Linked DNA regions of Homo sapiens: region 2 is linked to region 1. A link is an interaction called in ENCODE POLR2A ChIA-PET data of the cell type or tissue named here. Cell type or tissue: Panc1. All regions are shown on one strand. Each heading gives the region's core, and the rest is flanking DNA. Links, peaks and the distances in the headings are about the cores only.

Region 1 (10,018 bases), core at 771-8,770:
TCTTGCTCTGTTGCCCAGGCTGGAATGCAGTGGCACAATCATGGCTCACTGCAGTATCGATATTCTGGGCTCAAGTGATCCTTTCACCTCAGCTTCCCAAGTAGCTGAGACTACAGGCACACACCACCACATCCAACTAATTAAAAAAAAAATTGGCTAGGTGCAGTGGCTCACACCTGTAATCCCAGCACTTTGGGAGGCCAAGGTGGGCGGATCATGAGGTCAGGAGATGGAGACCATCCTGCCTAACATGGTAAAACCCCGTCTCTACTAAAAATACAAAAAATTAGCCAGGCATGGTGGCGGGGGCCTGTAGTCCCAGTGAGAGGTGAAGCCAGCTGGACCTCCTGGGTCGAGTGGGGACTTGGAGAACTTTTCTGTCTAGCTAGAGGATTGTAAACACAGCAATCAGTGCTCTGTGTCTAGCTAAAGGATTGTAAATGCACCAATCAGCACTCCGTGTCTAGCTAAAGGATTGTAAATGCATCATTCAGCACTCTGTAAAAATGGACCAATCAGTACTCTGTAAAATGGACCGATCAGCAGGACGTGGGTGGGGACAAATATGGGAATAAAAGCTGTCCACCCCAGCTAGCAGCGGCAACCCGCTTGGGTCACCTTCCACACTGTGGAAGCTTTGTTCTTTTGCTCTTCAAAATAAATCTTGCTGCTGCTCACTCTTTGGGTCTGTGCCACCTTTAAGAGCTGTAACACTCATCGTGAAGATCTGCGGCTTCGTTCTTGAAGTCAGCGAGACCAAGAACCCACTGGAAGGAACCAACTCTGGACACACCAGCTGCTTGGGAGGCTGAGGCAGGAGAATGGCGTGAATCAGGGAGGCGGAGCTTGCAGTGAGCCAAGATTGCACCACTGCACTCCAGCCTCGGCAACAATGCGAGACTCTGTCTCAAAAAAAAAAAAAAAATTTGTGGAGATGGAGTCTCACTATGTTGCCCAGCCTTGTCTCAAACTCATGAGATCAAGCAATCCTGCCTCAGCCTCCCAAAATACTGGGATTACGTGTGTGAGCCAATGTGCCTGGCAAGTTATCTCTTTGAGAGCATACTTTCAGTTCTTTTGGATATGTAACCAAAAGTAGAATTGCTGGATCATATGTCATTTTATTTTAATTTTGAAGAACTATCATACTAATTTTCATACTGGCTATACCATTTGACATTCTTACCAATGTGCACAAGGATACCAATTTCTCCACGTTCTTGCCAACACTGTTTTTTTTGTTTTGTGTGTGGTTTTGTTTTGTTTTTTTGAGATGGACTCTCGCTCTGTCGCCCAGGCTGGAGTCAGTGGTGCGATCTCGGCTCACTGCAACCTCTGCCTCCTGGGTTCAAGCGATTCTCCTGCCTCAGCCTCCTGAGTAGCTGGGACTACAGGTGTGCACCACCACACACGGCTAATTTTTGTATTTTTAGTACAGACAGGGTTTCACCACATTGGCCAGGCTGGTCTCGAACTCCTGACCTCATGATCTGCCCCCTTCGTCCTTCCAAAGTGCTGGGATTACAGGTGTGAGCCACTGTGCCTGGCCACCTTTTTTTTTAATAGTAGCCATCCTAATAAGTGTGAGGTGATATCTCACTGTGGTTTTGATTTATTTTCCCTAATGATTAGTGAACTTGAGTGTCTTTTCCTGTGTTCATTGGCCATTGGTGTATCTTCTTTGGAGAAATGTCTGTTCAAGTTCTTTATTTTTTAATTGTATTTTGTTGTTGTTGACTTGTAGTTTTTTTTTTTGTTGTTTTTGTTTTTGAGACAGGGTCTCACTCTGTCACCCAGGCTGGAGTTGAGTGGTGTGATCTCGGCTCACTGCCACCTCTGCCTCCCGGGTTAAAGTGCTTCTCCTGCCTCAGCTTCCCAAGCAGCTGGCATTACAGGTGTGCGCCACCACGCCTGATTAACTTTTTTGCATTTTTAGTAGAGACAGGGCTTAATAGAGACAGGTTTAGTAGAGATGGGGTTTCGCCATGTTGGCCAAGCTGGTCTCAAACTCCTGGCCTCAAATGATCTGCCCGCCTTGGCCACCCAAAGTGCTGGCATTACAGATGTGAGCCACTGCACATGGCAGGAGGTCTTTATATATTGTGGATATTAGCCCCTTATCAGAATAATGATTTACAAATATTTTCTCCCATCTCATGGGTTGTCCTTTCTCTTTTCCTTTGATTCACAGTTCTGTTTTTTAAAAATTTTATTATATATTTTCTAAGACATTTAAAAGAATAACACAGTAAACATCTTTATAATCGCCATCCAGCAAATTAAATATTAGTAAATTGGTTTGCTCCCGAGTTTCCCCTTATTGATTACAAGTCCCTCACCAAAGGTAACCACTAATGAATTTGATTTTTCTCTGACATAGTTTATACTCCTTAGACAGCCTGTTAGCGTATTAGAAGCTTGTGATGACTGAAGTAAAAATACTGCAAAGGTCCTGGGGAAGGCTAATTAGGGTGGGATGAGTTCTTTCTTAGATTTTTGTGATGCTGTTTTCAAAAGCCCAGTTCAGCACCCTATCAGAGATACTTGCACATAATAGGTGTATAGAAATGTTTGTTGAATAACTATTTGGAACCCATGTACTTCTGATTGAAGATATTTTGTACCACTATTATACTATTTTTTTTTTTTTTTTTTTTTTTTTGAGACAGAGTCTTGCTCTGTCGCCCAGGCTGGAGTGCAGTGGTGCGATCTCAGCTCACTGCAACCTCCACCTCCTGAGTTCAAGCAGTTCTCCTGTCTCAGTCTCCCAAGTAGCTGGGACTACAGGCGCACACCACCACGCCTGGCTAATTTTTGTATTTTTATTAGAGACAGGTTTTCACCTTGGTCAGGCTGGCCTTGAACTCCTGACCTCAGGTGATCCACCCGCCTTGGCCTCCCAAAGTTCTGGGATTATAGGCATGAGCCACAGTGCCTGGCCACTATTATACTATTTTTTTTTTTTGAATCAGAGTCTTGCTCTGTTACCCAGGCTGGAGTGCAGTAGCATGATCTCAGCTTACTGCAAGCTCTGCCTCCTGGGTTCACGCCATTCTCCTGCCTCAGCCTCCTGAGTAGCTGGGACTACAGATGCCCGCCACCACGCCCGGCTAATTTTTTTATAATTTTAGTAGAGATGGGGTTTCACAGTGTTAGCCAGAATGGTCTTGATCTCCTGACCTCGTGATCTGCCCACCTCGGCCTCCCAAAGTGCTGGGATTACAGGCATGAGCCACCGTGCCCGGCTATTATACTATTTTTTCATGAAGTGAAGTTTACATATCTCTGTATTAGGATTACTGTATACTTTACCAATAAATAGACTGCTATGGCAGAATAAAGGTTTTCTTAGAGGTAGTAAAACTGAGGGCAAACCTGAGTTGGGAACATTTTAGCTCTAAATACATACAGTACATTTAGCTGCCTTGGCTAATTTAACTTTTAGACAGGGCAAATGGAATAAGGCAGATGTTGAGGTGCTACATTGTTGGTTCAGAAAAATGGTTGTGAGTTTTGAAAGAAGGCATGATTCTGGTAAGATCTGACTGTGGGCAAGGGGCTGTTGAAACAAACAGTGCAGTGTTTCCAGGGCAGTGGTGAAGGACTTGACCTCCGTTGTAGCTGAAAATGAAGTCCTTCTCTAACAAAGCCATAGTAGCAGCAGCAGCAGCTGTTGCCACTGCCACCTGCGTTCAGTGGCTGTGTGAGGTGGCTAGACCAGGAAATGATTCCATGGCACTAGGCATGTATAAGGAAAGACTTACTTTGGCTCTGGCAAAGTGGTTGTACAGGTTGTGGGTGTCACTTTAAACATACAAAGATCTGCTTGCTGGAGGAGGGGCAGCTTCTTGAGGATCAGGTGTGCATCTGAAAGGGATGAGCTCATCCTTCTAACCAGACCTGCTCTAGACGCTGACTGAATGTTTTCCTAGTTCCAAGTCCTGCAGCTGGGAGAAGCAGGAAATGATTGACACTTCAGGCACTTGGTGAGTAGCAAAAAGGAAAAAAAAAAAAGGCATTTTTGGGGAAGCTTTTGAAATGTGTGTGTGAGTATCAGGTTGAAGGTGACATACACATTCAGTCTTTCTCTAAGTTGAGGATTGCAGTAAAGTGTATGGTGGTATTGAGGAAAGCAAAGCTTAGGTGGTTCTAACTTTATTCTACTGCTTCTTTTTGAGGTGACTTTCCATGACTTAACAATTTTGTTTCCTACACTGTCTTGACTGGTTTCATTTCTCTAGGAAATAAGAATCCCAGGAGCTCCTTTTTTATTTTCAAGGATCTTCATGACTTGTTTTGGAGCTTTTATTGATGGAACTTACCCCACATTAGAAGACTTCTGTGTTGGATTTCAGAGCTCCTATACATGATCCTGTTTTGTTTTAATTTACCCAAACTTTCCTATTCACTTTAAGTAAGGTTCTTAAACATGAAATTGGTTTAGAAAAGAAATATCATTTATTATTTATTTGTAACCTTTATTTTAGGTTCCAGGGTACATGCGCAGGTTTGCTATATAGGTAAACTGCATGTTACAGGGGTTTGATGTACAAATTATTTCATCATCCAGGTAATAAGCATAGTACCTGATAGGTAGTTTTTTGAGATAGAGTTTCACTCTTGTCACCCAGGCTGGAGTGCAGTGGCGCGATCCCGGCTCACTGCAACCTCCGCCCCCCGGGTTCAAGCGATTCTCCTGCCTCGGCCTCCTGAGTAGCTGGGATTACAGGTGACCGCCACCACACCCAGCTAATTTTTGTATTTTTGGTAGAGATGGGGTTTCACCATGTTGGCCAGGCTGGTCTCGAACTCTTAACCTCAGGTGATCCGCCTGCCTCAGCCTCCCGAAGTGCTGGCATTATAGGCGCGAGCCCCTGCGCCTGGCCCCTGATAGGTAGTTTTTTGACTCTCACCCTCCTTCCACCTTCTATCCTCAAGTAGGCCCCAATTGTTTATTATTTTGAATGGAACTTTTTATCTTGAGATAATTCTAGATTTATACAGAGTTAAAATAAATAATAATATTGACCTGATGTACCATTTACCTCATTTCCTCCAATGGCAATATCTTCCAAAATTATAGTACAATTTTACAACTGGGGTATTGATGTTGATACAGTCAAGGTACCAAATATTTTCATCACCACAGGATCTACCATGTCCTTTTATAGCTACCCCCACTTCCCTTCCACCCCTACACCTTTCTTAACTCCTGTCAACCGCTAATTAAAAAATCAATTTTTAGCAGAGAAAATTTTATGTGCAATCCTGAGAAGTTCTGTATTAAAGATCCACATGGCCTTATGAAAAGAGCCCTTGGGCCGGGCGCGGTTGCTCACAAGTGTAATCCCAGCACTTGGGAGGCCAAGGCGGGCAGATCACCTGAAGTCAGGAGTTCGAGGCAGCCTGACAAACATGGAGAAACCCCGTCTCTACTAAAAATACAAAATTAGCTGAGCGTGGTGGTGCATGCCTGTAATCCCAGCAACTCGGGAGGTTGAGACAGGAGAATCGCTTGAACCCAGGAGGCAGAGGTTGCAGTGAGCCAAGATCACGCCATTGCACTCCAGCCTGGGCAAAAAGAGCGAAACTCTATCTCAAAAAAAAAAAAAAAAAAAGCCCAAAGTGCAATCGATTTTGGTTCATTGTAGCTCTTTACCTTGGGCAAATAATTTTAATTTCTCTGTGCTTCAGTTTCCTTATCTGTAAAATGGGATAGTGGTATATTAACCTGTTTTGCAGGATTTTTGAGAAATTGTAAAACTCTTACAAAAAATAAATATATAGATTATTATTAGCAGCAGAGATAATTGTTTTCAAACTGGAAAGTATATAGCAAGTTAAAAACTGGAAACTGTAGCCTAAGATGGTAAGAGTGAACATTTTTAAATGAATTTAAGTCTTAAGGCTGAAATGAATTACATTTCGGGGTGCTGAATTAACTGGCTGATGATCTCAGAGCCACTGTCTTTGAGAAACCATAAAGACTAGAGAGAGACAAATGTCTTTATATCCAAAAAGAGGAAAGGAAAGTAGTTGGAAAACCATAGACATGTAAAATTGTTAAATCTTGGGAAAATTCAATTATAAAGGACTAAACATGATATGCAGTATTAAGGAGAAAAAAGAGTATGGGTTGATTGATCATAACAAATTACTTCTGTTTCTATTTTTGAATTTCATTACTTCTATTTAGGATTAAGAGGTTTGTGGATCAGGGGATTGTTCTACATATAGTGAGTCAAAATCCCGTCAGTTTCACCGTCTTTCATGTGGCTGATAATGTAGTGATACAAATTTCATTGATTGGTTAAGTGAATGTGTCAGACATCGAATAACTGTATCCACTGATCATCTTGATTTTACCAGGAAGATCCTGGTAGGTTATTCTTATTTTTTCCATGGGCAGTCAGTCTGCATGGGTTATTTTATTTTTTTTGAGACGGAGTCTTGCTCTGTTGCCCAGGCTGGAATGCAGTGGCGTGATCTCGGCTCACTGCAACCTCCCCTTCCTGGGTTCCAACGATTCTCCTGCCTCAGCCTCCCAAGTAGCTGGGACTACAGGCATGCGCCACCAAACCCAGCTAATTTGTTTGTTTGAGACAGAGTCTCTCTCTGTCGCCAGGCTGGAGTGCAGTGGCGCTCTGTTGGCTCACTGCAACCTCCATCTCCTGGGTTCAAGCGATTCTCCTGCCTCAGCCTCCCAAGTAGCTGGGACTACAGATGCACGCTGCCACGCCCAGCTAATTTTTATTTTTATTTTTATTTTTAGTAGAGATGCGGTTTCACCATGTTGGCCAGGCTGGTCTCAATCTCCTGACCTCGTGATCCACCCGCCTCGGCCTCCCAAAGTGCTGGGATTACAGGTGTGAGCCGCTGTGCCTGACCAATTTTTGTATTTTTAGTAGAGATTGGGTTTCACCATATTGGCCAGGCTGGTCTTCAACTCCTGACCTTGTTGTGATCGGCCTTCTCGGCCTCCCAAAATGCTGGGAGTACAGGCGTGAGCCACTGTGCCCGGTCAAAAGTTTTAATTTTGATGAAGTCCAATTTATGTATTTTTTTCTTTTGTTACTTGTGTGGTGTCTTTGCCTAACCCAGGGTCATGAAGATTTATGTCTATGTTTTCTTCTAAAAGTTTTATAGTTTGAGCTCATTCATTTAAGTTTTTGATCCATTTTGAATTAATTTTTGCATATGGTGTGAGATAGGAGTCCAACTTTTTCTCTTGCATATGGGGGATATTCAATTATTCCAGCACTATTTATTAAAAGACTACAGTAGTTTCTCCTTATCCATGAAGGATATGTTGCAAGACCTCCAGTGGATGCCTGGAACCATGAATAGTACTGAACCTGACAGCTGTTAATTGGAACATAATTCTGTTCATTTCTTCCACCCACAAATTTAGTGCCTTTTCCAACCTTTTTTTTGAGATGGAGTCTTGCTCTGTTGCCCAGGCTGGAGTGCAGTGGCGTGATCTCGGCTCACTGCAACCTCTGCCTCCGGGGATTCAGGTGATTCTCCTGCCTCAGCCTCCCGAGTAGCTGGGATTACGGGTCCCCACCACCATGCCCAGCTAATTTTATATATTTAGTAGAGACAGGGTTTCACCAAGTTGGCCAGGCTGCTCTTGAACTCCTAACCTCAGGTGATCCACCCGCTTTGGCCTCCCAAAGTGTTGGGATTACAGGAGTGAGCCACCACACCTGGCCGCCTTTTCCATCTTAACTAAGCACTTATATAACCACTGAATGGGTTCATTCTGCCCATTGCCCCAATACAGCTGATTTATCAAGACAGGAGAATAGCAATGGAGAAAGAGTTTAATTCACATAGAGCTGGCCGCACAGGAGACCAGAGTTTAATTATTACTCAAATCAGTCTCCCAGAATATTCCAGGATTGGGGTTTTTAAGGCTACTTTGGTGGTTAGAGGGCCAGAGAGTGGGGAGTGTTGATTGCTTAGGTCAGCAATGAAATCACAGGGAGTCAAAGCTGTCCTTTTACACTGAGTCAGTTCCTGGGTAGGACCACAAGACCAGATGAGACAGTTTATTAATCTGGATGGTGCCAGGTGATCCATTGAGTTCAGGGTTTGAAAAATATCTTGAGCACCAATCTTAGGTTTTACATTAGTGATGTTATCCCTAGGAGCAGTTAGGGAGGTGTAGAACCTTGGGGCCTTTAGCTGCATGATTCCTAAAGCATAATTTCTAATCTTGTAGCAATTTGTTAGTCCTGCAAAGGCAGTCTAGTCCCCAGGCAAGAAGAGGGTTTGTTCTGGGAAAGGGCTGTGTTTTTGTCTTTGTTTCAAAGTTAAACTATAAGTTCCTCCCAAAGTTAGTTCGCTTTATGTCCAGGAATGAACAAGGACAGCTTGGAAGTTAGAAGCAACAGGGAGTCAAGTAAGTCAGATCTCTTTCACTGTAATAATTTTCTCAGTTATAATTTTTGCAAAGGTGGTTTCACTTACCATGAACTATGGCCATGACTTTTTGCAGTTTGAGGTGTGACAGTAAAACTAGCATGAATTTCCTTTCCTTCTTCACAATGTCATGCATGGATTTGTTCTTATGGTAGACCTTAGCAGCTTTAGTGTATGATTCTTTTTCTTTCCTTATTAAGTCGATAACTTTCACTTTTTCACTTAAAGGAAGCACCTTATGGCTTCTCTATGGCCTGTTAAATTGCCAGTATCACTACTCTTGCATTTGGGAATATTATTAAGTAAAATAAAGTTACTTGAACATAAACACTGAGAAACCCTTTATTCCTTTTTTTTTTTTTTTTTTTTTGAGACAGGATCTCACTCTGTCCAACTCAGACTGGAGTGCGATGGCCTGATCTCAGCTCACTGCAACCTCCACCTCCCAGGCTCAAGTGATTCTCCTGCCCCAGCCTCCTGAGTAGCTGGGATTACAGGCGCGTACCACTACTGCCTGGCTGATTTTTTTTTTGAGACAGAGTCTCACTCTGTCACCCAGGCTGGAGTGCAGTGGTGCGATCTCGGCTCACTGCAAGCTCCGCCTCTCGGGTTCACACCATTCTCCTGCCTCAGCCTCCCGAGTAGCTGGGACTACAGGCGCCCGCCACTACGCCTGGCTAATTTTTTTTGTATTTTTAGTAGAGACAGGGTTTCACTATGTTAGCCAGGATGGTCTTGATCTCCTGACCTTGTGATCTGCCCGCCTCGGCCTCCCAAACTGCTGGGATTACAGGTGTGAGCCACCGTGCCCAGCCTAATTTTTGTATTTTTAGTAGAGATGGGGTTTCACCATGTTGGTCAGGCTGGTCTTGAACTCCTGACCTCAAATGATCTGTCCACCTTGGCCTCCCAAAGTGATGGGATTATAGGCGTGAGCCACTGCACCCGGCCTGTTTTTTTTGTTTTGTTTTTTTTTTTTGAGATGGAGTCTTGGCTCTGTTGCCCAGGCTGGAGTGCGGTGGCACCATCTCAGCTCACTGCAACCTCCGCCTCCTGGGTTCAAGCGATTCTCCTGCCTCAACCTCCTGAGTAGCTGGGATTACAGGCACACGCCACCATGCCCAGCTAATTGTTGTATTTTTAGTCAAGACGGGTTTTTCACCATGTTGGCCAGGCTGGTCTCAAAATCCTAACCTCAAGAGATCCGCCTGCCTTGGCCTCTCAAAGTGTTGGGATTACAGGCGTGAGCCACCGCGCCCGGCTGATTACTTTCTGTAAGACTAGCATTTAGGTAATTCTTTGGTGTGCTTGAGAGGGATTTTCATACTCTTCTTGCTTTCTAGGAGCTTTAAGTCCAGTCCAAGACTTTTAAAAACCCTTGTTCTATAGACAGGGTGGTTAATGTTCATAATGACATAATGCTATTTGATATACTTTTTAGAATTATGCAAGATATAGTTAAATAAATGAATTTAAACAATAATGATGCTATAATTAGAAGCCCAAATGTGTGGCCCCTATCTCCCTCTCTTCTTTAGAGTCCATTTATATGAGAAATATAGAGATTTCTTGTATGATTTTGCTGCTCAGG
Region 2 (10,018 bases), core at 826-8,825, 93 kb after region 1:
GGAGTTCAAGACCAGCTGGGCAACACAGTAAGATCCCCATCTCTACAAAGACTGAGAAAATTAGCTGGGTGTGGTGGTGCGGGTCAGTAGTCCAGCTACTTGGGAGGCTGAAGCAGGAGGATCAACTGAGACTGGGAGGTTGAGGCTGCGGCGAGCTGTGGTCATGCTACTGCGCTCCAGCCTGAGCAACAGAACAAGACCCTGTCTCAAAAAAAAGAGGAGTGATATGACATAGAATAAAGAAGTGATCAGATAGAATTAATTGGGAAGTAGATGAAGGAAAATGCCAATTAGGATTCACATATGAAAAAATATAATTTGGCCAGGTGCGGTGGCTCACGCCTGTAATCCCAGCACTTTGGGAGGCTGAGTCGGGTGGATCACCTGAGGTCAGGAGTTCGAGACCAGCCTGACCAACGTGGTGAAACCCCATCTCTACTAAAAATACAAAAAAAATTAGCCGGGTATTGTGGCACGTGCCTGTAATCCCAGCTACTCGGGAGGCTGAGGCAGGAGAATTGCTTGAACCCAGGAGATGGAGGTTGCAGTGAGCCGAGATCACGCCACTGCACTCCAGCCTGGGTGACAAGAGTGAAACTGTCTCAAAAAAAAAAAAGAAAAAATATAATTTGAGAGTTCTTTATCTTATTGTAAAACATTTATTAAGCACCAAATTACATTACTTTTTAAAATTTATTTATTTTTTGAGACAGAGTCTCGCTCTGTTGCCCAGGCTGGAGTGCAGTGGCACAACCTCAGCTCACTGCAACCTCCGTCTCCCAGGTTCAAGCGATTCTCGTGCTTCAGCCTCCCAAGTAGCTGGGATTACAGGCATGTGCCACCACACCTGACTAATTTTTGTATATTTTGTAGAGACGGGGTTTCACCATGTTGCCCAGGCTGGTCTCAAACTCTGAGCTCAAGCAATCCACCTGCCTCAGCTTCCCAAAGTGCTGGGATTACAGGTGTGAGCCACCACGCCCGGCCACCAAATTAGTTTTTCAAAAAATGCTAAAAAAAAAAAAATGCTTTATTGATATGTAATTTACATGCCATACATTTCACCTATTTAAAGTGTACAATACAATGGGTTTTATTATATCAGAGTTCTCCATCCATCACCACAATCAGTTTTAAAGTGTTTTCATTTGAGGTGGGAGAATCGTTTGAACCCAGGAGGCAGAGGTTGCAGTGAGCTGAGATTGTGCCGCTGCACTTCAGCCTGGGCAACAGAGGGAGACCCTGTCTCAAAAAAAAAAAAAAAAAAAAGGTGTTTTCATCAGAAACTTTGTACCCGTTGGCAAATCACTCTTTATCTCCTCCTTTTCTTCCCCCAACCCCAGGCAACCACTAATCTATTTTCTTTCTCTAGAGATTTGCCTGTTCTGGACATTTCATATAAATGGAATCATGCAGTATGTGGTCTTTTGTAACCAGATTAATTTTGACATAATCGTAGTTCCTAAAGTGTTATATAAACACTGCTCTTGACCTATATTCTGAATTTCATTGTACTTTGAACTTGGGCAGACATCATCTTATAGATATCTAAAAAATAAAAAATTAACTTTTGTTATGGGAAATTTCAAATATATTCAAAAGTAAAGAATAAGAGTAGGCCGGGCACAGTGACTCACACCTGTAATCCCAGCACTTTGGGAGGCCAAAGTGGATGGATCACTTGAGGTCAGGAGTTTGAGACCAGCCTGGCCAACATGGTGAAACCCAGTCTCTACCGAAAATACAAAAAATTAGCTGGGCATGGTGGTGGTGGATGCCTGTAAACCTAGCTACTCAGGAGGCTGAGGCAGGAGAATCACCTGAACCCAGGAGATGGAGGTTGCAGTGAGCTGCCCATTGCACTACAGCCTGGGCAACAAGAGCAAAACTGCCATCTCAAAAAAAAAAAAAAAAGAATAAATGTTATAATAACCCTCCAGGTACTTATAACCAGCTTCCATAGTGATTATCTTGCACAGTTATCAACATATGGCCAGTTTTTGTTTTATTTTATTTTATTTATTTATTTTTTAGACGAGGTCTCGTTCTATCTCCCAGGCTGGAGTGCAGTGGTGCAGTCTCGGCTCACTGCAACCTCCGCCTCCCGGGTTCAAGTGATTCTCCTGCCTCAGCCTCCCAAGTAGCTGGGACTACAGGCACGTGCCACCATGCCAGGCTAATTTTTGTATTTTTAGTAGAGACGGGGTTTCACCATATTATCCAGGATGGTCTCCATCTCCTGACCACGTGATCCGCCCGCCTTGGCCTCCCAAAGTGCTGGGATTACAGGCGTGAGCCACCACACATATGGCCAGTTTTGATTTAGCTATACCTCCCCCACTTTCCTTTCCCCTCTACATTATTTTATTTTATTTTTTGAGACAAGGTCTTGCTTTGTTGCCCAGACTGGAATGCAGTGGTGTCATCAGGGCCACTGCTGAGGTCCTCCCACTGCAGCTTCCTGAGTAGCTGGGACCACAGGCACACACCACCACATCCGACCAATTTTTGTGTGTGGTTTGGAGCGACAGGGTTTTGCCATGTTGCCCAGGTTGGTCTCTACCTCCTGAGCTCAAGTAGTTTACCCGCCTCAACCACCCAAAGTGCTAGGATTACAGGCATGAGCTACGATGCCCAGCCTCCTCTAGATTATTTTAAAACAAATCTCTGAATCTCTGATATTATATTATTTCATTCATAAATAATTTGGCATGTATCTCTCAGAAATAAAGATTTTTTTTTTTTTTTAATGAGACGGAGTCTCGCTCTGTCACCCAGGCTGGAATACAATGGCGTGATCTCAACTCACTGCAGCCTCTGCCTCCCAGGTTAATGCGATTCTCCTGCCTCAGCCTCCTGAGTAGCTGGGATTACAGGCACGCGCCACCACGCCTGGCTAATTTTTGTTGTTTTTTTTTTTTTTTTTGGTAGAGACAGGGTTTCACTATGTTGGCCAGGCTGGTCTTGAACTCCTGACCTCAGGTGATCCACCTGCCTTGGCCTCCCAAAGTGCTGGGATTACAGGCATGAGCCACTGCACCTGGCCAGATTCTTTTTTAAAAGACAAACCAATAATATTATTATACCTAAAAAATTAACAATAATCTCTTAATATAATACCTAGCCAATATTCCAGTTTTCTCAGTGGTCCCATAAATGTCTTTATACAGTTGTTTTATTTCAAGTCAGGATTCAAACAAGACACACATATTGCATTTTGATGATAAGGCTCTTAAGTCTTTTTTTTTTTTTTTTTTTTTGCCAGTATGATACCCTATGTTTTTTCCCCCTCCATTTATTTGTTGAGGAAATTTGGTCATTGTCTTTTAACATTTCACACATTGTAGATTTTGCTGATTATAGTCTAAGTCCTTAAGAAAAAAAAAAAAAAAACATGTTCTGGCCGGGTGCACTGGCTCACACCTGTAATCCCACACTTTGGGAGGCCAAGGTGGGCAGATCACGAGGTCAGGAATTCAAGACCAGCCTGGCCAACATGGTGAAACCCCGTCTCCACTAAAAATATAAAAATTAGTCGGGCATGGTGGCATGCACCTGTAGTCCCAGCTACTCGGGAGGCTGAGGCAGGAGAATCCCTTGAACCTGGGAGGTGGAGGTTGTGGTGAGCTGAGATCACACCACTACACTCCAGCCTGGGCAACAGAGGGAGACTCTGTCTCAAAAAAAAAAAAAAACATGTTCTTCTAGCCCACATTTTTCCTGTAACTTAGTACTTAGAGCTAGAGGCTCAATTAAAATCAGATACAAATTTTAAAAATAGGAATATTTAATAGGAAGTTCTTTGTATTTCTTACATCATATCAGCGAATACATAATGTCTGGTAGTCTTTCTATTGATGAGAGGGTAGACATCATCTTAACCCTTTCTTCTATTGAATCTAGAAATTCCCTTACAAATGGCCACCTCTACCTCTGCTTAAATTCTTTTTTTTTTTTTTTTTCTGGATTCTCACTCTATCGCCCAGTCTGGAGTGCAGTGGTACAATATCAGCTCATTGCAACCTCTGCCTCCCATGTTTAAGTGATTCTCCTGCCTCAGCCTCCCGAGTAGCTGGGACTACAGGCGCACACCACCGCACCCAGCTGATTTCTGTATTTTTAATAGAGACAGGGTTTCGCCATGTTGGCCAGGGTGGTCTTGAACTCCTGACCTCAGGTTATCCACCCGCCTCGCCTCCCAAAGTGTTGGGATTACAGGCATGAGCCATCGCACCCTGCCTTCTTTTAAAGGAATCAGATTCTACTCCCTTCAGGAGGTTCCAGTGGCTACCTTCTTGTCCAGGAGTCACATTTGGCTTGATTAGAGGAACACCCAATTCTAAACATTACTCTGTAAATCTTTTTTCTTTTTTTTGAGACAAAGTCTTACTCTGTCACCCAGGCTGGAGTACGGTGGCACAATCACGGCTCACTGCAGCTTCCACCTTCCAGGTTCACGTGACCCTCCTGCCTCAGCCTTCCGAGTGCAGGTGTGCACCACCATACCTGGCTAATTTTTTTAATGCTTTTTTTCTCTTTTTTTAGAGATGGGGTCTCACTATGTTGCCTAGGCTGGTCTTGAATTCCTAGGCTCAAGTGATCCTACTGCCTCAGTCTCCCAAAGTGCTAGGATTACAGGCATGAGCTACCACGGCCAGCCATAGCTGTAATTTTTTTTTTTTTTTTTTTTTTTTTTGCGACGGAGTCTCTGTTGCCCAGGTTGGAGTTCAGTGGCGTGATGTTGACTCACTGCAGCCTCTGCCTCCCGGGTTCAAGCGATTCTCCTGCCTCAGCCTCCTGAGTAGCTGGGATTACAGGCGGCCGCCACCACGCCTGGCTAATTTTTGTATTTTTAGTAGAGATGGGGTTTTCACCATGTTGGACAGGCTGGTCTCGAACTCCTGACCTCGTGATCCACCGGCCTTGGCCTCCCAAAGTGCTGGGACTACAGGCGTAAGCCACCGCACCCAGCCTTAGCTGTAATCCTTAAACCTGGCTACCTATAGTCATCTGAGGAGTGGCTCAGAAAACCCCAAAAAACACATAAATACAGAAATAATTTTATAGAAATAAGAACATAACACACATGCTGTTTTTATTATAGACAATTTTCCTGTCTCTTCTCTCACAGCCAGTCCCTACTTCCCCAGGTAATTATCTAGTGTGCATACACTGTATTTTCTGTTTATACAATCCTATGTAGACCTACATATACATAAACAAATGCTTGTCTATCATTTTACAGATTTTTTTCCTTTTAATGCAACAATGTTTCATTAAAATTTCTTCAAATCATCTAGTTTAACTCAGTTCAATCTTTTTAAGTGGCTGGACAATATCTGGTATTAAACCATAATGTATTTATTCTTCTATAGGTGGGCATTACTTTATTTCTAGTTCTTGGCTACTATAAATTATGTCAGTAGAAAATATTCTCATATATATGTTGTTATGAACTGGTATTTTTTTCTTCTTCTTCTCAGGATTAGAATCGTTGGGCAACAGGATAAATATATTTTTTATTTTATTGGAGATTACCAGGTTGTTTTTTAGGAAGACTGTAACATTTCCCATTTCCCCCAATAATGTTCAAGGATATTTTCTTAGACTTTTTGGGAACCTTTCAAAAATGAAAATTCCCAGGCACCAACCACAAACCTTCTGATTCAGCTCTGTGGTAACATCCAGGAAGCTATATTTTTAAAAGTTCCCAGATGAATCTGAGGTGGTATTGAAAGCACTGCATTTAAGTACCCAGGAATACTGAAAATAACTGGTCTTACAATACTTACATGAATAATATCAGCTTCAGCCAGATATATATATATATATTAGAATCAAATCATCAAATCAAGACATGAATTGGCCATGGACATATGTATCAAATGTAGGTCAGGGGCATATACAGTTTTGGAATGGAAAACTTAATTAGTTGGATTGGGGATAGCCCCTTGGGAGTCACCAATCCAGTTTAGAGCAACTGAACAATCTAGAAAGATTTTGAAAAGAGGTAAGCATTTAGTGGTTGTTTAGAAATTTAAATGATTTGAGAGAAGCTAAGGGGAAAAGAGCATTACATATGTAAAACATTCCTGAGGAGCTCCTGCTCTCAGAGTAAAAGAGGTCACCAGGTGAGATGGTAAGAGTACTGTACTGAAAATCAAGAGGATTTAATTTTAATCCTGGTTAAACTACTAAACTCTCAGACCCTGGAACTCATTTTCCTGTTATATAAAATGAGGAGGTTTGATAGATGATTATTATGATCATTTCTATTCTGAACTAGACTGGAGATAATTTCCTTTGTCACCACAGATACTTTAGAAAATCACTGTGTTAGAAAACAAAACTCACTGTGTTAGATACTTTCCTCTGTCTATAAGTCTTGAGCCTAAGTCTGACAGAAGCTGATTATGTTTACAAAAATGAAATGAAGCAAGATGGGGACACTCAGTAAACTATCTATATTCTAAAATTCTTGTTTCTTTTTTTTTTTGAGACGGAGTCTCGCTCTGTCACCCGGGCTGGAGTGCAGTGGCGTGATCTCCGCTCACTGCAAGCTACGCCTCCCGGGTTCACGCCATTCTCCTGCCTCAGCCTCCCGAGTAGCTGGGATTACAGGTGCCTGCCACCACGCCCGGCTAATTTTTTGTATTTTTAGTAGAGACAGGGTTTTACCATGTTAGCCAGGGTGGTCTCGATCTCCTGACCTCGTGATCTGCCCGTGTTGGCCTCCCAAAGTGCTGGGATTACAGGTGTGAGCCACCGCGCCCAGCCCCTCTTGCTTCTAAATTCCAGGAGCATGTTCCTCCGTTGAATTCAAGGATGCATATTTATTATTAAATGAAACAACAGCTCCTGAGTTTGTGCTGCTAGGCTTAGAGGTTAGGCCCTAGGGGAAGAGATGGCCTCAACTTGTATTTGTGTTTTCCTCTTCAGGCTCTGCAGATGGCATGGGGAGGAGGTTGCACTCAGCCCATGATCCTGGTCTCTCAAAGACTTCAACAGCAGAAATGGAGCATGGTCTCCATGAAGCCAGAACAGTGCGTACTTCTCAGGTAGCAGCCTCAGGTGCTAAGGTGCTGGGCCTGGGGTGGTGTGTTGGGGAAGGAATTATGGAGAGATGTGACAGGGATGATGATAAGGCAGAGGCATGGTGATATGGGGCTATCAGAAGAAAATAAGGTCTATGATTGGGCTTCTTTTGAATTAGAGGAGATTGTTACATGGCCACTATCTTACCAATACATCTAATTCAGGTGTCTATTACTACTGAGTCTTCCCCTACTCTTTCCCATACCCTGAGGATACTGTCTGTGGGAAAACCATAAGTCTGGTATTATGTGTCTGCCTGTATGTGTCTGTGTGTTTGAAGGCTACACCTTGCCGAGGCCTCAGCAGGGAGTGTGGGGAGGATGAGCAGTACAGTGCAGAGAATTTACGTCGCATCTCACGCAGTCTCAGTGGCACCGTTGTCTCAGAGAGGGAGGAAGCTCCGGTTTCTTCCCACAGTTTTGTAAGTAGAATCAGGGTCCATCTATTCAGAGCACCCTCCTCCTTGCTAAGCAAAAATACAGTGCAGGTGAAGAAGCAGGGAGAAAGTGAAGGTTGTAATGTGAGGAAAGGCCCTGTGTACTCAGCAAAAATAAGGACACGCAGTCATTATTTTATTTACAAACATTCAGCTGGAGCCCAGAGGAATGTCCATTCCATGTAGCAGTTCTGAAAGGCCGTGCGTGTTGTAGGGTTTCCTGGGGTGAGAAGAGTCATAAAGCCTTGAGAGGAATCTGAGAAGCAAAGGCTGCTGATTGGGTCAGAACCCACTGCACTAATCAAAGAAAGAAGGAAAGAAATGGGATGGAGTATTGGTTTGCTTTTTCCTCTCACCCCCAGTATGTGATTGAATAGAATTCAGTGTGTTTTCAATCTAAAGTGATGCATGTGTATCAGCAAGAAGAGGAAAAAAGCCTTCTTGAGAATTTTCATATGGTACTAGTGCAGTAATGTGTAAGTAGAAGAGGCAGGAAAGCCCAAGCCATTAGAGATCAACAAACTTAAATAATATCAGTGGCTAGGTTTGTAGGTAATCATACCTTTGGAGAATTTCACTTCCTTGCCCAAGTTGAGTGTTCATCACAGTAGAGGTCAGGGTACAAAGTACCAGTGCATTGAAGGTTGTCCACTAGGTCAGTTCAGGAAAAATGTAAAAACAGATTTTAAATACATGGTACAAAAATAAAAAGGTATAAAAGCATATATGGTGAAAACCAAGTCTGTCTTCTACCAGCCCTTCAGATTCAGTTTCCCTCCTAAGAGGTACTCATTTTTCCAATTTTTAAAAATCAGCCGAGGCCAGGCGTGGTGGCTCATGCCTGTAATCCCAGCACTTTGGGAGGCCAAGGATGGTGGATCACCTGAGGTCAGGAGTTCGAGACCAGCCTGGCCAACATGGCAAAAATATAAAAATTAGCCAGGCATGGTGGGGGGTGCTTGTAGTCCTAGCTACTCGGGAGGCTGAGGCAGGAGAATCGCTTGAATCCGGGTGGCAGAGGTTGCAGTGAGCTGAGATTGAGCCACTGCACTCCAGCCTGGGTAACAGAGCAAGACTCTGTCTCAAAAACAAAACAAAACAAACAAAAAAACCCAGCCGAATTTATAGTAAGTTTCATTCAATTTATCGTTCATAAATTCCTAAGCAATTCTGATCAGGCTGCCATTCTTTTTTGGAAAAGGTGGACTCTCCTGCCTAGCATTTGTTCTCATGTACTTTCAATTCATTTAATGGCAAATTGTTCTTTTCCTAGGAGAGTTGGCTTCCTTTCTTCTGACTTCTGTATCATTCATTGATTCATTCTTTTAAATAAATGCTTATTGATTCTGTACAAGATTCCTAGCACAAAAATAAACAAATAAATAAGTGCTTATTGAGTGTGTTCTAGGTATTGTGCTAGGTGCTGGAGCTACAATGGTGAGTTAGATATAGTCCCTGCTTTTATGGAGCTTACAGTCTACAGTGAGGGACGGATAAATAAACAAACAGTTATAATGTGTTAAGGATTTGATCCTATGGGAACATAATAGAAGGGATATTTAAATCAGGCTTGAGGTATCATGGAAGGCTTCCTGGAGGAAGCAAAAAGAATATAGCAAGTAAAAGGGACCTGAGCAAATATTAACTGAATTAAAAGAAGCTTATTTAGTATGGCAGGATTAGAAAGTCTGGCAAGGGGAGATGATGGAGAGTGTTGACAAGAGAGGATACAAAGAATATTATGGACCACAGACAGCCCTGTATGTCACAGTAAGTAGTTTGGAAGGATAGAGATAAGTCGATGTATTTGAGACCCAGTTAGGAAGTAAACATCAGTGGGAGTTGGTGCCTGCCTGGATGTTGGGAGTGGGGATAAAGGATGATACTCAAGTTTTATGGGTAGATAATGATATATTTGAGGGAAGATATGCATTCAGTTTTACATATATTAAGCTTGAGTGGAGGTATCTGGCAGGCTTTTGGAATGAGATATATAAGCTGCAAATTGAAATCTGGGAATCATAGCCATTGAAAAAGAGGAAAAGACTTGCAGAAAGAGAAGAGGAGCCAGGACATATCCCTAAAGAGCATCAGATTTAAGGTGGTTCTTCTGAAGAACCCTAAAAGGAGACTGAGAAAAAAAGATTAGAGAGACTGAAGGGAAACCAAGGATGTGTGGTACCATAGTCACCAAGGGGAGAGTGTTTCAAGAAGAAAGGAATAGCCGGGCGCGGTGGCTCACGCCTGTAATCCCAGCACTTTGGGAGGCTGAGGCGGGCAGATCATAAGGTCAGGAGATTGAGACCATCCTGGCTAACACAGTGAAATGCCGTCTCTACTAAAAATACAAAAAAATTAGCTGGGCGCGGTGGCGGGTGCCTGTAGTCCCAGCTACTTGGGAAGCTGAGGCAGGAGAATGGTGTGAACCCAGGAGGCAGAGCTTGCAGTGAGTGAGCCGAGATTGCGCCACTGCACTCCAGCCTGGGT

The links. ChIA-PET counts read pairs that join two places held together with the same protein. Peaks named below come from ENCODE experiments on the same cell type or tissue, not always from the same donor. Only the 100,000 strongest peaks of a DNase experiment are listed, where the experiment ranks them.
Region 2: POLR2A ChIA-PET joins it to region 1 with 10 read pairs; 9 of 35 experiments call an interaction of 5 or more read pairs at or near these places.

The regions. Positions count from the first base shown.
Region 1 is chr10:73,595,500-73,605,517 of GRCh38, reverse strand. It overlaps a transcript of USP54 not described here. Among named protein-coding and RNA genes, the nearest start is that of USP54, 9.2 kb to the right of the region's middle. In Panc1, for the core only: no CTCF peak of the experiment used is centred there; no DNase peak of the experiment used is centred there; H3K27ac peaks cover 550 bases.
Region 2 is chr10:73,502,348-73,512,365 of GRCh38, reverse strand. USP54 (ubiquitin specific peptidase 54) reads left to right here. Exons shown (of 24, transcript NM_001391956.1): 21 at 6,940-7,058; 22 at 7,376-7,516. PPP3CB-AS1 (PPP3CB antisense RNA 1) reads right to left here. Exons shown (of 5, transcript NR_132104.1): 4 at 8,094-8,182; 5 at 5,057-7,088. Among named protein-coding and RNA genes, the nearest start is that of PPP3CB, 11 kb to the right of the region's middle. In Panc1, for the core only: no CTCF peak of the experiment used is centred there; no DNase peak of the experiment used is centred there.